Regions from separate parts of the Homo sapiens genome. Here region 2 is linked to region 1. A link is an interaction called in ENCODE POLR2A ChIA-PET data of the cell type or tissue named here. Cell type or tissue: MCF 10A. All regions are shown on one strand.

The links. ChIA-PET counts read pairs that join two places held together with the same protein. Peaks named below come from ENCODE experiments on the same cell type or tissue, not always from the same donor. Only the 100,000 strongest peaks of a DNase experiment are listed, where the experiment ranks them.
Region 2: POLR2A ChIA-PET joins it to region 1 with 10 read pairs; 3 of 35 experiments call an interaction of 5 or more read pairs at or near these places.

Annotation. Positions count from the first base shown.
Region 1 is chr4:94,487,924-94,490,423 of GRCh38, reverse strand. All of the region lies in intron 2 of PDLIM5 (PDZ and LIM domain 5), which reads right to left. Among named protein-coding and RNA genes, the nearest start is that of PDLIM5, 37 kb to the right of the region's middle. In MCF 10A, no CTCF peak of the experiment used is centred here; a DNase peak (open chromatin) is centred at 1,553.
Region 2 is chr4:94,409,418-94,411,917 of GRCh38, reverse strand. No RefSeq gene overlaps it. Among named protein-coding and RNA genes, the nearest start is that of PDLIM5, 41 kb to the left of the region's middle. In MCF 10A, no CTCF peak of the experiment used is centred here; a DNase peak (open chromatin) is centred at 1,067.

The sequences.
Region 1 (2,500 bases):
TAATTCTAGTTATTTTACTTATAAGTCTTTAATAAGCTTATTTTTATTTTAATTTTGAGAAGAACTGAATAGAAAGCACATTTGCAGCAGATATCAAGGGTTAAAATATTTATAATGCAATCTAAAATCATTAGATATTATTTTATACAGAAACAAGTATATAGAAAACATTCATAAAGAGTTTATAATATTTTAGTCATTGTTGACAAAAATGTTTACATTATTTTGAAATTGTTTATTAATTTTAACTAAAATTTGCATACAAATTATTACACTCAATAAGATTATACCCCCCACAGTTCATATTTGATTTTTTATTTATAGCCACATAAAAATATATATTAGGCAAAAAAAAACCCACAAAAACATTCATTTAAAAATTTCTGGATATAAAAAATAATTACAATATCAGTAGAAATTCTGATGCATAAATATGTTACATCAATATGATAAATGTCTATACGTACTGACCTGGACACATACCCATGATATATATTAAAGAAAAAAAAGAAAGCTGCAGAACAACATGTATTTGTGGGGGAAGTTGGAGCATATTAGAGCAACCAAATGAAGACAAAAGTGCTGGAAAGATTACATATGGGAAGCAGGAAGGCTGGAAGAGGCTGAGGAAATTTTATTTTATTTTATTTTTTAAATTTTGTAGAGATGGGGCCTTCCCTATGTTGCCCAGGCTGGTCTTGAACTCCTGGGCTCAAGCAATTCTTCCACTTTGGCCTTCCAAAATGCTGGGATTATAGGTGTGAGCCACTGTGCCAGGCCTTGTATTTTTGTATATTCCTATACTGTTTTAATATTGTATAAATATCATTAAACCTTAAGTTTTAGATAAATATTTTTATATTTATATATATGTCATAAAAGAGATGTAACCAGATACTACTCAATATTCTGAATATTCTGCACCTAATTAGTAAGGATCATATTATGACAAAACCACAAAGCAACAAATGTTAACTGCCTGACAGTCAAACTCTAAAATGACTTCATCATTTATATACTACTCAGTATTCAAATACAAGTGTCTATCCAAAGTATGTATAATATACATGTATATGCATTCCAAAGAACTGCATGTTGTGTAACCTAAGATAATTCATCAAGCATTCCCACACCCTGTAAAGTTCCAGAACCAGGGACAAAGTATTCCAGACTGACATAGATAGGCCCGGTTCACAGCTGCTAACACAGCTACTTGTCTCAATTAGCCATTCTATTCCTCCATGATTAAAAATAGACAATATACTATTAAAGACGGCCCATATACTACGCAAGAATGAAGGAGTGCCAAATCTTCCAGGGCTACTTATAGTTCATCAAAAGAAGAAAACACACCTTTATGACCATTCCAAAAGGAGCATCTTCTGGAATGCCTAACTGTTAATGGGTGGCGTACAAAGTAATTCTTCCTGCAAAATTACTTTCCATACAAGGAGATGAGCTGTACTCCCAGCTGACTTCACTTCCGTAGTACTGCTACCTCACCTTACTCATGGAGAAATAATTGCCTGTAAGGCAGATCCTTTACGGCATTTGCTTTAGTAAAGATTGAAGCACTTTATGATGACTAAAACAGTCCAATAAACAAAGAGGGTGGAGAGGGGGAATGTAAAACACATGCTCAACCAGGAACCCTCAAAAACACCTTCAGGCTAAACTGCAACTGGCATTGCTGAAGATCTGACTCGAAAAGTAGAAACACTTTAAAATGTGTAAGTGTTCTATTTTAAATAGGTACAGAATCAGGTTTTTATGGATATGTGTTTTCTTATGTCTTTTACTTAGAAGTGAAATTTTTGTATCAAAAATAACAAAAGATGTTTGTTCCATGGCTACTTACGGTATGCATTTAAACACAAAGGTATGGTTTAGAAGTGACACTCATTGTTTTTAATCTATTCAAAGTAGAAGCAAGTTATTTTAAGAATATCATGGTTTACTTTAAAAAAATTATTTTTCCATTTATAAAGAGCTTTAGGAAAGTGTGACTAAAAAGTTAACACCTATGAAAGGAGAAAAAAAGATTTTCCCAATAAAATGGAAGTAATAAAAATTGCTAGGAAACTTGAAAATGAATTTTGTAAGTCATATAAGCACCATTAAAGGAACAGCAGCTCTTTGGCTATTCATTAAAAAACAGATCATTTCAATTCAAGAATATTAACTAATCCAAGAAAAGTACTTTCCACAAACATTAAACACTCGTGTAAAATCAATCTAAATGTTGATTTCACATGCAGAACCGCCATTCAGCAAGCTGGACTGCATCAGTGTCAACAACAAATGCCTGTAGTGAAAGATGCATTCACCAAAAGGAATGGGTTAATTCAGCACCATAATATTAACACAAACACACAACTTAAAGAACTTGTGTGGGAAGGTGGGGGAATCTAGGAAGGCTCAAAAACAGTATTTCTCAAACATTTGTGTCCTTAAATCACGAGTACTGCTTCTTAAGACCCACTCCCTAGTCCTAATATAC
Region 2 (2,500 bases), 79 kb after region 1:
ATGGTGGCTCACGCCTGTAATTCCAGCACTTTGGGAGGCTGAGGTGGGCAGATCACTTGAGGTCAGGAGTTTGAGACCAGCCTGGCCAACATGGTGAAACCCTGTCTCTACTAAAAATACAAAAATTAGCCAGGTGTGGTGGCGGGCACCTGTAATCCCAGCTACTCAGGAGGCTGAGGCAGGAAAACTGCTTGAACCCTGGAGGTGGAGGTTGCAGTGAACCAAGATCACATCATTGCACACCAGCCTGGGTGACTTTGTCTCAAAAAAAGAAAAAGAAAAGAAAAGAAAAGAAAAATATTAGTGAGGACAAAAATGTCCACTTTAACACAAGGGAAAACATTTTCTGTGTCTAAAGGAAATAAAAATGAAATGGCTTCCCCAGATCAAAAAGCCTAGACAAATGATTCAAGCTAAGCCCTGATCCTACTTCTGAATTCCAACTCAGGCATAGCTTAAGAGTTACAGTAACTCTTCTAAATTCATCAGAGGAGAGAGTTGAAACATGTTAAGGCTTTGATTTAAGAAGCTTTTCAATTTTAAAATTTATAGTTTTAATATAAACTATATTATATATATATATAGTTAAGTAACTGTTCATGGAATTGGTTTTTCAAGAAAATATTTATTCTTTATTAATAAGTTAGAAGTCACCATGAATCAGACCATCATTCTGAAATATTGCCAACCAGCATGTTTCTTTTCCTTCCTTCCTTCCTTCCTTCCTTCCTTCCTTCCTTCCTTCCTTTCTTTCCTTCTTTCTTTCTTCTTTCTCTTTCTTTCTTTTTCTTTCTTTCCTTTCTTTCTTCCTTCCTTCCTTCCTTTTTCTTTCTTTCTTTCTGACTCTATGTTAATCTTCTCTGCATCGTTCAAATTTTAGTGTATGTGCTGTCCAAGGCCTCCTTCTCAAACTTATGTGGGAGAAGGCAATCAGGGAGGGGCCGGACAGCCTCGTCCTCACTTGCATGGTTGCACGGAATTACGAAGAGCTGAGTGCACTCCTCCTGCTGCCCTGGGCTGCCATGACCAAGTCCTGTATTCCTTATATGGATGCCAGTAGTGTGCTCCTCAAAGGTCTGTGCTCCGTGGTATTGCGCCAGCTCAGCGTTGGCTGTTCTCTAGGGAAAAAATTGTGAAACTTCATAAACCTGAGTTAGGATTAGAGACTACAGATGCCAAGTCATAGTTCATGGTTGAGTGCCGACAGTAAACACCCAAGAAAGCGTGTATCAGGATGAAGGACATCTTACTGATTCGAATTTCCAGTGTCAGAAAGGTGAAGTTTTCCCTCCCAACCCCTCATACTCGTTAAAGAGTAACCCCCCATCCCTTGAAAAGAAATGAACTGTTAAGCAACGATGATTTGAAATTCAGATGGGAAAGTTTCTGGAATAAGGTTAAAAAAAATCCACCTTCACAAACAAAAAAGAAATAAAGCATTTAAATCAATGATAAATGAAAATATAATTTGGGATGAAGAAAATCATAGGATATGAAAATAGGGAAAGAAACACTGAAATATTAGAAAAATACAGAATATAGCAAAGAGAAAATAATTCTACAAATTTAAATGTTGCTATCATTCAGTTTCTTCTTATTTTTGCCTTTTTAAGTATTCACTAAATTTGAAATATTTCTATTGATGGTCAATTTAATATTTTTACTGGCAACTTAAACTCTTGGCTAAACTTCCCAGAGCTATTTATGGACATTTTCCCTTGCCTGCCTATAAAAACACATCACTGGAGTATTTTTAACAGCAAAGTCTGTATGAAACAGTTTACTTTCCTGACCTGTCAGATACTCATGGCTGTTTCTAAGTAGCCTCATTTGTAAGGCCTTGTGGATTTTTGTCCAATTGGTGTCATTTCAATTTAAAAAAATGTAGTGGTATATTCATTAAGAATACACTACCTATGGCTAGAATTCCACTTTACAAAATTCCATGCCACTGCAGGCATTTTTGTTACTTCCAGAAATAACTGTTATATCTAAGTGATCCTCAGGGAAGGATTTGCCATCTCTTTGATAAAATTGAAGTTGTAGACATGTTCTTTTTCTGCAAGCTTTAGCATTGTTTATATGTAAGGAGTGGAGAGCAACAACAACAAAAAGAAGTGTAACCTTATCTTTTTCAAATAAAATGGGCTATGGGGGTGTTTTTGAAAGGTTATAAAATATTATTCTCTACCTCTACACAGGAATGTATTCACATCATATACATCAGAAATGGCAAATTAAGGTTCATGGCAAGCGCCAATTGATTTTCACTGATTAATTGCTAGTAGCTGCCTGAAGCATCATACTGAGGAAAGTTCAGAGGTTTAGTTCAGTTTCAGGTAGAAAAAATGCCATCCTTTCAACATTTTCAAGAATTAAAAAAAAATGAATTTAGAGGAGTTATGGTCATGCTTGGCAGGAAGAAATAGTCTAGTCAGCACAGAGATACATGTGTCACCCACTAAAGAGTATTATTATTTTGGATAAATAGACTAATTTA